2 separate regions of the Homo sapiens genome follow, and region 2 is linked to region 1. Evidence: chromatin loops called from intact Hi-C (ENCODE). Cell type or tissue: ascending aorta. All regions are shown on one strand. Region 1 overlaps RYR3 (ryanodine receptor 3). Region 2 overlaps RYR3 (ryanodine receptor 3).

The links. A loop is a pair of places that touch in the nucleus more often than their neighbours do. Peaks named below come from ENCODE experiments on the same cell type or tissue, not always from the same donor. Only the 100,000 strongest peaks of a DNase experiment are listed, where the experiment ranks them.
Region 2: a loop joins it to region 1, with 5 times the contacts of the local background. A loop is called at or near these places in 6 of 110 quality-filtered maps.

What each region holds. Positions count from the first base shown.
Region 1 is chr15:33,480,096-33,488,095 of GRCh38, reverse strand. All of the region lies in intron 2 of RYR3 (ryanodine receptor 3), which reads right to left. Among named protein-coding and RNA genes, the nearest start is that of RYR3, 170 kb to the right of the region's middle. In ascending aorta, no CTCF peak of the experiment used is centred here; no DNase peak of the experiment used is centred here.
Region 2 is chr15:33,421,222-33,429,221 of GRCh38, reverse strand. The region is part of intron 1 of RYR3 (ryanodine receptor 3); the gene reads right to left. Among named protein-coding and RNA genes, the nearest start is that of RYR3, 110 kb to the right of the region's middle. In ascending aorta, no CTCF peak of the experiment used is centred here; a DNase peak (open chromatin) is centred at 3,841.

The DNA.
Region 1 (8,000 bases):
ACAATATAGATGAGGAGAGATCTCAGAGTTAAAAGGTGGATGTTTTTTTCTTTTCTACTATGGGTTCAACAAATGACAAATACATTAATAAACTTGACATGTGTTGCACTTGACTTCTATGCTATTTCTTTAGATATCTATTTCCCTTCTCCATTCCTTGACTGTTAGAAATAGCAGAACGTGAGGAGCAATGTGGATGTAGAAACAGGAAGATAATTTCCTGAAAGAAAACAGTTCAGCTGCCAATCACGAAGAACTGGAATGTGGAGCCATGTTTTTCAGAATCTGAACATAGTTAGGATTGCATCCCAACCCTTCACCTTGAAGTTGCATATGGATGAATATGAAATGACCCTTTTTGTTCTGCCTGCATGTGACAGCAATAATCCCTGGCACAACAGGAACAACGGCCTGATGTAGGCTAGTTTCTCAATGCATAGTGCCCACCATGGTCCCCATAGAACCTCACCACAGGGCCAGCCCACCATATGTGCATAAGATTGAACATTCTTAGTGAACTCTGTTCACCCAAAATGTTGGGCAGCAAGGCTTGTACTTGTAAACAGGCACTCTGGTAGCTAAGATAAAAAAGAATGTCTAGGTCAAACAAAACGACTATCCAGCATCTATCTGCTACATGCCACTACATGCCCACCATGCTCCAGAAGACAGCAGGATTAAACCCAAAAGTCTCATGCCCTTGTTTTGTTTTCTTTCAGCAACTGCCACTATCTAAATCCTCTGCTGTATCATTTTTCCTCTTCTGTATTTTCATTTTCTTAGTTCTCTCACCCTCCATTCACCTAACTCAGCCTTTTGCCCATTCCAACCCTGCTGGAATGCCTACTCCGGGATCAATATGCTCAATCATCCACCTCACACTTTTTTTTTTTTCTTTGAGATGGAGTCTTGCTCTGTCACACAGGCTGGAGTGCAGTGGCATGATCTCAGCTCACTGCAACCTCCGCCTCCTGGGTTCAAGCCATTCTCATGCCTTGGCCTTCCAAGTAGCTGGGACTATAGATGCCCACCACCACACCTGGCTAATTTTTGTATTTTTAGTAGGTATGGGTTTTTGCCATGTTGGCCAGGGTGGTCTTGAACTCCTGGCCTCATGTGATCCATCTGCCTCGGCCTCTCAAAAGTCCTGGGATTACAGTCATGACCCACTGCGCCCAGCCATCCATCCCAAAGTTCTCCCTGGGCACCACTTCTCACTCTGAGCCTGAACAAATGAAACTCAGGTCCTCCCAAAGGACCCTGCTTCTCTTGGGGACTTCCTAATCACAGGATACTCATTCTCTCACCAAATAACTCAGGCTCACAAGGTGGGGCCTATGCACTTCTGCTGCTCAGCACTGGTTTTAGATCATTATTCTTCTACAAACTGTTAACTCTAAGATTTGCAAACCTGGCAACATCACCCTCTACTCCCCTCCTCTTTGATGTTTGTGTACTTTGACCTATTATTCCTTTACTGAAATCTGTCTTCTCTTCATTTCTGCTCCTAGTGATTTGAACATTCATACTGATATATGGTTTTGTGTCCCCGCAAAAGATATGTTGAATTCCTAACCCCCTGTACCTGTGAATATGACCTTATCAGATATAATCAAGTTGAGATGGAGGCCCTCTTACAAGGTGATTGATGTCCTTTATACGAACAACAAAATGCTATGTACAGGCAAAGACGTGCACAGAGAAAAAAGCCACGTAAAGATGGAGGCAGAGACTGGGGTTATGCTTCCACAAACCAAAGAATGCCTAAAGCTACCAGAAAATGGAATGGGCAAGGAAGTATCCTGCCCTAGAGACTTTGGAAGGAGCATGGCCCTGATAACACCTTGATTTCCAATTCTAGCCTCCAGAACTGCAAGAGAATAATTTGTTGTTTTCAGCCATCTAGATTGTGGTAATTTGTTACAGTAGCCCTACTAATGAATGAATATTCCATCTTACAACTCCTCAGTTATTTGGCTTCCTCTTTATCAACGATCTTCCACGCTCCAAGTCAGTCACACCCTCTCATGGTCATACACCTAGGGGTTGTTTCTATGTCCTCTACTCTGAGACCTCTGACTGAGACAGGCCACTGTCTAACCATGTACTCATCTTCCAACTTGCTCGCTCACTCATTAAACTACTCTCCCTACTATTTATATCCTTTATACATTTTCACTCCTATCTTTTGTTCTTTCCTCATTCAACTTAAATTCCAAGACTCCATGGTCCAATCTCCTCAACTCTTTTGCCCCTTTGTTGTTTATCATACTTGCCTGGCAACACTTTGATCCTGGCTGAATTTAACAATCCACTTTCTTCATGCCTGTGCTGGGACTGCTGCAGAGAGTGACACAATCTAGAAAATGCGTAGCACTAAAAATTCATGGTCGTCATCCTCAAGTGGTCTTCAACCCTATGCTCTCACACTATTTGGAAATGCCATTATTCTTCTCTAGGCAGCTCCCTCTCCAAAACTTTCTGCACAAAAACCTACAGATCCACCCTCATCCTTGACGTTTTCCTTCCTATTCAATGAAACATGAGTTCCTCATTTATCTGAAAGTCAGTTCCTTGTCTCTGTTCTTAACACCAGGCCTTTCCACTGTATCGGCAATTTTGCACACTGACCACCTCTTCCCTCTCCTGTATCTCCTCTCTTCTCTTTTCCACATATATCTTCCCCTCAGCATTTAAACATTCTGAAGTCTTTCCTATTTCAAAAATCCTTCCATTCTAAGACCCTATCCTGCCATCATTCTCTTTCAGAGATGCCTCATTGGTTGTCTTTATTTTCTTACTTTCTTCTTATTGCTCAAGTTCTCTAAATTGGCTTCTGTCCTCACCACATGCCATTGAAAGAGCTCCCTCCAAGGTTGTCACTGGCCTCCATGTCACTTTATCTAATGGACATGCCATCTTCTCCAAGTGGTATTCTACCCTATGACTATATTCCTTCTTGATATTCTTCTCTTGATTTCTGTGACTTCTATGACACACATGCCTATTTCTTTTCTGATCTCTCAGGATGTTCCTTCTTATCGTTTATTTCTCCATTCATTTTTAATTATTGACATTTCCCAGGCCCTCCTCTCTTTTTAATAAACATTTTCTGTATTCACTCTCATAGTGTGATTTACCAATTCCTTTACTAAGGAGTTACTTAAGCCAGTAACTCCTGAACATTACTTCCATCCCAACCTCTCTTTTGAACTCTTAAGTCATATATACAGATGCCTACCAAAATTTTCTGTTGGATGTCTTACAGGCTTTTTGAATTCCACATGACTAAAATTTAGTTCATAAATTCCATCTCCTCCCTCTGTCTTCCTTTATCCCTCCTCCAATATATGCCCTATTTCACTCAATGATATGTCAGCCAGTTACAGGCAGCTAAAACCTATAACTCTAGCATCATACTTGACTCCTCCTACCTTGATCCCTTTGCCACTCCATGAATTGTTACCCATACCTGAATTCAATGTAATCCAAGCCTATTCATCTCCTATTCACATGAGGAATCTATACAATGATCACAAGTCTATGTTTTCCTTCAGCAATAAGTCCCTATACATGTTCAGCTCCCATCCTTGCTACTTCAAAATCTGTGCCCTCATCACCTATCTTTTCTTTTGCATATGCCAAAACCATACTCAATTTAATTCCCTCTCTAGTAGTGCCATCTATTAGAGAGGAAATTAAATTGAGTGAAGCTTTGGCATATGCCAAAGAAAGTTCTATCTTTTGCATATGCCTATAGTTCTATCTTTTGGAACCTTCTCTTTCCTTTTCTAGGGCCCTTTTCTTCTCTTCCTAGAAACATGCTTGTGTCTCTTATGAAAACTTTTTCTTTACAACCTTAAAACTTTTTCTTTATAAGACTTCAATTCTACTTCAACCGTCATTTTTTTTTTCTCTTCTTCATTTAAACACTCAACTTCTTTTAAAGAGCAATGAATACTCATTGATGAGGTTCTGGTTCAGGTAATGGTGGAACTACCTATAGCAAAATAATCCTCTTGCCAATAACAATGATACATTCTGGATAAATATTTAAATAAATAACTATTTGAAGGCACCAGGGAGCAATCTAGAACTGAAAGGAATATTACTTTTTAAAGATGAGAAGTCAATCAGGTGCTATAAACATTTAATTAAATTTTCTTCTAAGGGTACTCTCCTGTTCATAGGATCCATGGGGAATAGATGTCAAGAAAAAGGCTTCTAGGAAGTAAGAGACCTGAGTATGGGGCTACCAGAATGTCTGGAAATAGAAGAGGAGAAATGTTAGGAACAAGGAAACCACCATAGATTAATAAAACCCAAGATCAGTATACAAATTCCCCTCAATTTGTTTGCCAACTCATAAGCTATATAAGACAGCATTGCTAGAAAGCAACAGCTAAAATGCTTAGAATAAGCAAAAGTTTCAACAGCTACTTATTTCTGGAATGGCAAAATTTGGTTTTCAAGTCTGGCTATTTAGAGGTGTTTAGAAAATACTGCAGGCTTTTCATTAAAATCCCAAAAGACTACATCTGGAGACCAGGAACAGCACCTTAGAACTAAGGGCAAAATTTAAATGGAGCAAGCTGGCACAAGATGAAGGAGACACACTAGTAATTTAACTGCCAGCTACAACAAAATACAATATTCCTCAGGGGGCAGACAACAGAAACCAGAATAACTATAAAATATCATCTACAATGTTCAGTATAAAATTTAAAAATACTAAATATTAAAGGAAATAGGAAAATGTGACTTATAACCAAGAGCAAAGTCAGTCATTAGAAGCAGACCTACAGACATTCAAGACGTTGAATTGGTAGTCAAGGATTTAAATAATGATTATAAATTTATTAATGAATTTACCAAAAAAATGGGAATAATGGGAGAAGAGAGAGATAATGGAAGGGGAGAAAGAATAATGGAGGAGAAAGAAGAATCTTAGAAAATAAACAGAAACCTTAGAAATAAACAACTGCAAACTTTAGAATTTAAAAATAAAAGCCTGAAATAAATTCATTAGAGGGGGTTAATAGCACATGTACATTAAAAAAGGGAATAAATAAATATAAAATAGGTCAATGGAAAGTATTCAGGCAGATGCATAGATAAAAAAATAGTTGAAGAAAAAATGGATAGAGTCATAGTGACCTGTGGAACAATATAAAACAATCTAACATATAAGTAGTTGGAGTCCCAGGAGAGAGTAAATATGGCACATAAAATATTTTAAGAAATAATGTCCCCCAAATTCTATACTTAATGAAAAACAACAACCAAAAGATCCATAAAGCTCAGCTCATCAAAATCCAGGCAAGATAAATTTAAAGAAAACTACCCTCAAACACATCATTCAGATTGCTAGAAACCTGACTGGGCACAGTGACTCACGCCTGTAGTCCCAGCACTTTCGGAGGCTGAGGTGGGAGGAGCACTTAACGTCAGGAGTTCGAGACCAGCCTGGCCAACATGGTGAAACCCTATCCCTACAAAAATACAAAAATTAGCCAGGCATGGTGGCTTGCGCCTGTAATCCCAGCTACTCAGGAGACTGAGGCAGGAGAATTGCTTGAACCTGGGAGGGGGAGGTTGCAGGGAGCGGAGATGGCGCCATTGCCCTCCAGCCTGGGTGACAAGAGTGAAGCTCCATCTCAAACAACAACAAACAACAACAACAACAACAAAAACCAAATTGCTAGAAGTCAAAGATAAAGAAAAAAATGTTAAAACTTTCCAGAGGAAAAGGTTTGTTACATATAGAAGAATGATGATAAAAATGAGAGCTAACTTTACATCATAAACAATGGAGGCAAAAGGGCAATAAGATGCCATCTTCAAAGTGCTGCAAGAAGAAGAAAAAAAACTAAATAATGATTTTTTATCCAGAGAAAAATCCTTCAAAAACAGGGACAAAATAAAGACATTCTCAGTGAAAAAGAAGCTTGGAGAGTTTGTCCCCAGCAGATCTGAAGTATAAGAAACACTAAGGAATATCCTTCAGGTTGAAGGAAAATGCTACCAGATAGAAATCTGGATCTAGAGGAGAGAAAAAAAGAGCACTGAAAATGGCAAATACATTAATTTTATAAAAGGTTCTTCTTCCCTTTTATTTCTTTAAAAGACTATTGACATTTTGAAACAAAAATAAAAATGTGTTACACATTTTAAATGGGTAGAAATAAAATCTCTGACAATAATAGCACAAAAGATATAAGGGAATTTGTATAAATATGAATGCAAGGAAAACTGTGATAAGTTAACGATTTATATTTTAATTACTAAAAAAAAAAAAAAAAAAAAGTATTCAAGGCCAGGCCTGGTGGCTCACTCCTGTAATCCCAGCACTTTGGGAGACTGAGGCGGGTGGGTCACCTGAGGTCAGGAGTTCCAGACCAGCCTGGCCAACATGGTGAAACCCCATCTCTACTAAATATACAAAAAATTAGCTGGGCCTGGTGGCAGGTGCCTGTAATCCCAGCTACTTGGGAGACTGAGGCAGGAAAACTGCTTGAACCCAGGAGGCAGAGGTTGCAGTGAGCTGAGATTGCATCATTGCACTCCAGCCTGGGTGACAGAGCAAGACTCTGTCTCAAAAAAACCCAAAAAAAAAAGTATTCAAAAATAATACTAAGAGGTAGAGCTAAAAAGCCAACAGAGAAGATAAAATGTCATAACTTTACTTTATTTAAAGGCAAAAAAGGAGAAACAGAAGAACAAAATCCAGAGGAGACAAAAGAATAGCATGAAGGTAGACTAAAACCTGAGTATCTAATTATTACAATAAATGTAAATGAATAAAACATTCCAATTAAACACCAGAGATTGTAAAATGGGGTAGGAAAACAGTACTTACCTATATGTTGTTTATAAGGGATACATTTTAAATATAAAGATATAAATACATACATAAGGTAAAAAACTGATGAAAAAGATGTACCATATAAACAGTAAGCATAAGAAAGCTTATGGCTACACTAGCATGAGTCAAAGCATACTATAAGACCAAGGACAAATAGGACAATTTGATAATGACAAAAGGATCAATTCATCATGAAAAACAAAAATTCTGAATACACATGCACCTAATAACAGAGCTTTAACATACATGAAACAAAAGTGACAGAACTAAAGAGAGACAAATCCTCATAGTTTTTAACACCTTTCTCTCAATAATTGATAAAACAGCAGACACATTTCAGTAAGGACATAGAAGATTTGAACACCCCTTTTGACCATCTTGACATCCATAAAACCTACATCCAACAACTACAGGACACACCATGTTTTCAAGACACCTGAAACATTCACCAACATAGACCATATGCTGGGCCATAAAATAAGTCTCCATACATTGAAAAAGATTGGAGTGATACACAGAATGTTTTCTGAGCACATCAGAATTAAAATAAAAATTAGTAACAATTAAAACTTATATCCCACTGATTCATTGTTTAAAACATCCACTCACTAACACTTTTTATCTAACTCCCTCTGACTCTCCTTAATATTTTACTTTTAAAAGTCACAAATATCCTCCTGATTCTTACATCCAGGCTTTCAAAAATTCAATTAGTTAATTCAGTACACATGGGCAACTTAACTAAGCCAATCAACATTTTCTGAGGACCTAATATGTGTATGACCCTGTGCTGATACTAAATGCTACTGCTTAAATATAGCACTTCTGATGTGTTAGGAACTGCTGTAAAGCATATTACAATTTTGAACCTGTGTCACTGAATCTTCATAATAATCCTATGAGATGGGTACAGTTTGAAGGATGAAGAAACTGAGGCAGAGAGCAGTAAAGTCATTTGCCCACAGTCACACAGCTAAGTGTTGGAGCCAGAATTACCAGTCCAGGCAGTCTGACTCCAGGGTCAAGTTTATTAAGCACTGTGCTATACAGAGCTATACAAAAGTCCTTGATGTCAGTGCTCACAGACTTGTGGAAAGGCAGAAGAAAAGTCAGATAAACTGTCACAAATTAAAGC
Region 2 (8,000 bases), 59 kb after region 1:
TCCTCTGGGGACCCTGGTGGAACAACTCTTAAAATTGCTCAGACACAGTTGAAAGATCCCTCCCAGGCCTCCTGCATCATGTTTCCACGATTATTCTAAGGGAGTATGAGAAGACGAAGGATGCGAGCAGGAGAAAAGGCAAAACAAACTCCTGCAGTGCCCGCCCACTAAACAAAGTGTCGTTTTTCCTCCAGGATGCCTCAGCCACTGGGCAACTTAACTAGGTTCCTGTAGAAGTGCTGCTCCTGAAATTCCCAAGCTCTAACAGTAAAGAATCTCAGCAGCTTCAGGAAACAGAAGTCATACGATGTTCAAGTCACACTTGGGGACCTGGTATATTGTGTTATCTCAGGTATTTGAAAAGTTCTGTGAAAAACTTAATGTGGTACCCTATACAATTATGCTAACAACTTTGACTTTTTTTCACTAACATGTATCCCCTGAACTATAACTGTTTATTACTCATCTTAAAAATATGAAGTCACGGAAAAAAAAATCCTCTAACTTAATTGGGTCTGACTATGTGAATGCTAGAAAATAAGGAATCAAGTAATCTTAGATTGAAACACACCTGCAAAGTTTTTTATTTTTTTGCTCATCTTCCTCTTGGAGGAGACAGAAAAAAAAACTCTGAATAAACTAAGATTAAGGTTTTGTTTCCACGTGGGTATTTATGCTGCCTTAAATGGATATAGGAAAACCCAGAAATGTAGGTCTAAGGTATTTTGTTTTTATTATCTGTCCAACAAGAGGATTTTGTTTATCTGAGATATCTGGGTGAGGATTATTAAATTACTAAAATCTTCGAAGTACAAAACTTAATATCTACCTGCACACAATGACTTTTCATAAATTGAGAGAAAGCAAAACCTTTCTTTGAGCAGAGCTTTTTAAACCCAAGAGAGCACCTGTCATCAATAACTGAATGTACACATGTTAAGGATCATTGTGCCATTTGATATGGAATTAGCTCATTAACTCGAATGCAATACAAGAGACAGGGACAGGTAGAAGAAGAAGGAAATGTGCGCCATCTATATGATGAACAATAAGCTTATCTGGAAATCCTAGATCATTCACTATTGGGGTGGCCTTCTACTACCACAAACCAAAGACAAAGACACAAGCCTTACCTTCAAGGAGCTTACAATACAAAGATAACAGACAATGCATGGCACCATGTTATATCTGATGATAGGGATTGATAAGGGAGAAGAGGTCAGGTCAGAGAGATCTCCGTTTCTGGGAGAAGAAGGGATTTCAGAAAGGCTTCAGCAAGATAGTAGTTCCCACATGAGCATTTCCTGTCTACTTAAGGCCTGCCCTTTGCTATTCTCTTTGGATCAGAGCTTCTACCCAGAAATAAGGCTGCCCAGCGGAAATGGGGGAAAAGAGATACAGCCATGAGGCTCCTTTAGTGTCTGACTAATAGACTCCAGTTTCATGTTTTATATTCACCAATCTCAACCTGCTCTTTCTACATCTGGCTTTCATTGTGATACCACTGACTGCTCGGAGATGTGAGGGGAGCTTTGCACAGGTGCATAAATATTCATTTCAGAGAGAGCCATGAATAAACTTCCAGTGATGTAATACAACATCTAGTTCCAGAAAATAAAGTCAAGAGTTTGAAAAAAGATTGTCATCCCAAAAAGTATTTTTCAAAACGAGAATACTAGTCATAAACCTGCACTGAAGAGAATACCCATAACATATACACAAAAAAATGTAGTTGTGAGCAGCATTCTTTATTACTACCAATCAGAGTTTGAATATTTTTCATTTGTTTTTTAGAGATGAGGTCTATGTTGCTTAAAACTCCTGGGCTCACATGATCTTCCTGCTTCAGCCTCCCAAGAAGCTGGGACTATAGGTGCACACTATTGCACCCAGCTTTGAATCATTTTGGCCTGTAGTCAGAAATATCTTAACATCCATTCATAAAATGAAATTGGGGCCAAATCCAACAAAGAGTGGAACATTAAATTTTGATACTGCTGTACTTTTAGAGTGAATACCCACAGACTCACATACCCACACACTTCTATACCCTGTTCAGTGCCTTTCTGCATATCCTCCTGGATCCCTGTATCCATCAGAGGCCTCTCCAGCTGGTAACTATAGAACCCAGCTGTTATGAACTAAACGTTTGCATCTCTCTCTTCTCCCAAATTCATAAGTTGAAGTCTAAATCCTTCATGTGATGGCATTTGGAGGAGGGGCTTTTGGGAGATAGTTAGATTCTGAGGGTGGGGCCTTTATAAATGGGATTTGTGCCCTTATAAGTAGACAGAAAGACCAGAGCTCTCTCATCCCATCATGTGAGGATACAAGAGAAGCCAGCAGTCGGCAACCCAGAACAGGGCTCTCACCAGAACCTGATCATGCTGGTACCACAATCCCACACTTCCAGACTCCAGAACTGAGAGATATAAATTTCTGTTATTTATAAGCCACCCAGTCTGTGATATTTTGTTACAGCAGCCAGAATTAACTAAGATGCCAGTAAATAAGACTAAGATTCCAATCCTGGTTCTGCCACTAATCAGCTGGTAATATACTTAACTACCAGCCTCAGTTATATCTTTGTTAAATCCAGATGATAAGAATACCCAAAAGGGTTATATGTACATAAAATCACTTAACCATGTATCTTGTGTAGTTTTTTAAATTAAACTGCCTTTAGTACAAAAAGTTACACCCTTACCACTAAAAGGATAAGAAAGTACTACTTCCAGGAGCAACATTTTCTCTAACACCTGGCTAAAAAATATGGAATAGTGCCTGTAGCCTGCAATCTTCTGAACTCAGCAACAAAGGCCCATCCTCACTTCTGAGCCTGGATCCAACATCATCTGAAATCTGGAAGCCAGGCTGAAGAGTACCAAAGGACCACAGGGGATGCCCACATTTGCCACGTTTTCTTAAAAAAAATTAACATTTTTCAACTCAGTAATTTCAAAGTATTGAAATCAAAGTATTTTAAAGTATTAATTCAATTCCTGATATTTTTCTATTTTGCATCACCTGTCAAGAAGCTCGTAAGTTTTACATCTACTTTACAAAGAATGCTTAACATATACTTTTGCTGTAACTTTTCTCCTGACTCACACTGCCTTCTTCTCACATTAAATACCTCTTCAAAATAATGCTACTGATTTGTAGCTTTAATTAAGATTTTTGATCTTTACATAACATCAGAGGGTCAGGGAGCTCAATTACAAACAATGTAGGAACATATCAGTATATTTTCTTTAAAGATTTAAAGAATAAAAAAACAGTCCAGGCGCGGTGGCTCATGCCTGTAATCCGAGCACTTTGGGAGGCCAAGGCGGGCGGATCACGAGGTCAGGAGATTGAGACCATCCTGGCTAACACGGTGAAACCCCGTCTCTACTAAAAATACAAAAAAATTAGCCGGGTGTGGTGGCGGGCGCCTGTAGTCCCAGCTACTCGGGAGGCTGAGGCAGGAGAATGGCATGAACCCGGGAGGCGGAGCTTGCAGTGAGCCAAGATCACGGCAATTCACTCCAGCCTGGGCCACAGAGCGAGACTCCATCTCAAAAAAAAAAAAAAAAAAAAAATTGTGAGTCTCAACCTAGTAGAAGCTTCAGACCAAATGGTGTCAGAAAACAGACTGTAGACTATAGCAGACAACACAGGGTTATTTTGTTGGTGTTTACTTCTGAATTGCTACCTATTGTGGTCTCCCTCTTGAATCCTTTGCAAACAGCAGGATTTCTCTTCTCTCTGTAGTTTTAGATTTCACCAGAAATTCAGAAGCTGAGTCAGGACTACATGTGGCCCCATCTGCCAAGCAAGAAGGCTGAACTGTTTTGGAAATACAATGACGACAGGAGGAGTCAGAATTTCCCACAGCCTCTCCAGCAAACAGACAGACTACAATTGCTCCAACTAGATTTTACATTCCTCAAAGCCACAGGACAAGCAAGAACATTTATCTTGAAAAGCCTCATTAACAGAAACATCTTATGCAATTCTTTATCTCCTTTAGGGGGCTATTAAAGTGACTTACACCAACTGGGTATTCAACAGAGTTGCTGAATAAGTAAAACGCGGTGGAGATCAACACTAGCACACAGGATTCATCCATGGTGCACTTTTAAGGAGTCTGTTGACTGTATGGCCACATGAAAGGACAGGTAAGTTTCAAGATGTGGAAACTCTTCCCACAATCCTAACCATGCCAAGTTAGAAAACAAGGGAATGGGGCTGATTGCTGTAGGTAAAGTTATTCCCATATTCCCATTTTCTTCTTCTTGTTTTTCAAAATGTTGCCAGGCTGGACTCAAACTCATGGGCTCAAGTGATTTTCCTGCCTTAGCCTTCCAAGTAGCTGGGGCTACACGCACACACCACCATGCCCGGCTTCTCATCTTTGCATCTTGATAGAGGCCCTATAGTGCTCATCATATAAATAAGATATGATAAATAAGATAAATAAGACACAGAAGAGTTCACAAAAACCCCCATGTGATGACAGATAATCACTCTAACAGAGATAGGTGAGCCTAGACCCAGTCCAATATATGCCAGGTGGGGCTTCAGAGAGAGGAATCTTTTTATAGGCTTCAGAGAAAGGATAATTTCCTTAAATGTGGCTCAATCAGGCAGATGGGAGAGCATGCACTGAGCTATCAGTCACATGCTTATCTGGTCTACACTGGCCAGTGGCTTAGGAGGGCAGCAGACAAGGCTAGCGACCTACGCTGCAAAGGGCCTCTTACAAAGTACCAAACAGTTTGAAGTTTGTTTTGAGAAAACAGAAATTTGAAGTGGCTCAAGCAGAGAAGTTCCATAATCAGGTTTTTAGAAAAATAACTCTGCAGGCAGTATTAATAGCACCCCAACTAACCCCATTTGTCTATGTGCCAAGCAATGTACTAAGGGCTTGACCTGTCTTGTCTTCACAATAGCCCTGTTGGGTAGGCAATGTTGTCCTCTTTTATAGGTAAAGAAACAGGTGTTCACTGAGATTAACTGACTTGTCTGAAGTGTCATGGCTAGTAGTGGCAGAGCTGGGACTCAGACCAGGTTCTCATTCTGATGCCTGTGCACTTAAGCACTATGCTGTACTGCCTGCAGTATTTAGGAGGAATGAGAAAAAGAGGAGATCAGGAAATGAGGGAACAGTTTGCAAGCCACTGTACTAGTCTAGCCCAGAGACTAGGGACATCTGAACCAGGGCAAGGAGAGTTCACCAAGAGTACTAGCAAGGCATATTGACATGGCCAAGAGCTGCCGTTTAGCAAACTGATCCTGGGTGCATTGGAGGATATTTCAGAGCAACGGGTTTTCTTACTTTAAAATTTTTAGAAGAATGCTTCAACTGACAAGCCTTAACTTGGAAATAAAAGTCTATAATCAATTATTTTCTATGGCAAAAATAGGAACACTTAAGAAACCTCATGAACAAAAATGTGTTCAAAGCTTATTACTCACTACAAAATATTTTTGCATATTCCAAATCCAGGGTGCATAAGAGCACAATGAGATTCTACTTCACACCCACTAGGATGGCTATGACAATATTAAAAAAAAAACCTGGAAAATAATAAATGTTGATAAAGATGTGGAGAAATCAGAATCCTCGTACATTGCTGGTGGAAGTGTAAAATGGTAAACAGTGGAAAACAGTTTGGTGGGTCCTCAAAAAGTTAAATGTAGAATTACCATGTGACCCAGAAACTCCACTTCTAGGTATATATCCAAAGGAACTGAAAGCAGGAACTCAAACAGATGCTTACAGGCCAATTCACAATAACCTAAGGTGGAAACAATCAAAGTGTCTGTCAACAGATAAATGGATAAACAAAATACAGTCTATACATACAATTGAATTTTATTCAGCTATAAAAAAGGAATGAAGTTCTGATACATACTACAACATGGATAAACTCTGGAAACATTTTGTTAAGTGAAATAAGTCAGACACAGAAAGACAAATATTATATAATTTCAATTATATGAAATTTCTAGAATAGGCAAATCCATAGACACAGAAGGTAGATTTGAGATTACCAGGGGCTGGAGGCAGGGATGGAGAGTTATTGCTTAATGGTTGCAAAGTCTCTATTTGTGGTAATGGAGATGTTTTGGGAATAGTGGTGATGGTTGTAAAACATTGTGTAAGTACTTATTACCACTGAATTTTAACCATTAAAATTAAAACTTGTTAAAATGGCAAACTCAATGTTATATATATGTTACAATTTAAACTCCCTTGAAGCAAAATAAAAACACTAATATGCAAAGTTTTCTCAACTACTACAAGAGGGAATAAATGCAACCTTGTCTTGTCTTTAGGTCTATGTCAAATGCAAATATGCTTAGAACTAGATGCCTTTAAAATATATTATTCAAACCAATTCAATGGCTTTCTGCAGGCTAATATTTAAACTGTTTTACAGGGGATACAAGGCCTCTGCTGATCTGGTTCCTACTTACCTGTCCAAGCCCAGGTTCATCTCTCATACTACCTCTGCTATCTATAAATTCATGGCCCCACGATACAGAAGAGTCCCAGGATGTGCGAGGTTCTCTCCTCTCTCTCTCTGCTTGCCCACGCAGTTCTGTGTATTTAGAAAGGGCTCACATACCACCCCTACCCCAACTCTTATCATCTAGCCTAATGAATCCATGATCAAGCCTTCCCCACACTTCTGAAGCTCCTTTACCCATGGCCCATTACCTTGATTTATCCCTCTGCAATGGCAATCACAATATTCCAATTCCTCATTTGCATGTCTGTATTCTACTACACTGTTACTTTATTAAGAACAGGAAATATGCCATTCCATATTTCTCTACAAGGACTAGTATTCCATAAATGGTTTTTAAATAAATGAGCAAGAGACTAAGCCCAGCACTCAGCTGGGGAGTAAAGATTCTGATCACCTGTATTCTAAGATGAAGTCACTCACTGCTGCTGCCTCATTGTCCTTCAGTGGACACCAAGTTTAAGTATGAATACCAGGTGTCAAGTAATAAAACAAAAACAAAAAAACCATCAAAGTCAGAAAAGCCTCAAAGGATCACCCCCACAGTGAGACTATCCACACAAACTGGAACCTGAGGAAGTTCTGAGAAGGCAAGTGGGAAGGAGTTTATTGAAAATGTGCTCCATGTGAAACAGAATTGTTCAATTATAATAATGAACTGAAGTAGCACTGCAGTGAAGGAAGCAAAATCTTAAGGTGAAGAGTAAAAATGTTAGTAATCACCCAATACTACCAACCTCAAAAAATGAGTAATTTGATTATTCTTATCTAAATATGTCTGTTTCCAAGCAGGTCTTCCACATTTTATGGGACTAAATTAAACCTCTTTTAAAATTCATCCGTTTTTCTTTGTTCTGCTTCTACATCTGACAATTGGGTTACTCTGAAGTTCTACCTAACAGATGGAACTGATATAAATAGGGGATTTTCCAGTCATCGGAAATAAATGCTTCTAAATAATAATTCACAGAATAATACTCAGATTTATAAACTCCTGTGAGTTTGGTCACTATGAATTAGGGCCTCATCAGCATGACCTAGGTTATTTGATTATTACTCTTAGAGGTCTAAGAGTAAGCTCATTGTCTCCTACTGATCTTTCAAAAACCCCTCCTCTGCCAGCATTCCTTATTTCACACCATCTACCTTTGTTTGGGAACCAGAAACCTAGACATCATCCTAGAGGCTTCCTTCGCCTTTTTATTGTCCACATCCGATTCTCACCAAGCCCCTATAACCTTTCCCAAACCATACAGATTAGATTACTTCCATCCTCAATGTCGTTATCCTAGTCCAGGCCTTGGTTTTTCACCTGGATTCATACAACAACTCCAAATTGATCTCTGTGTCTTTAGTCTTGTCTCCTTTCAACCTACCTCTAGGCTCAGACTCATTGCAAAAGCAGCTCTAATTAGATAACTCCCTTGCATGAGGTCCTTCTAAATACCTTACACAATCAATGACATCTTCTAATATCTG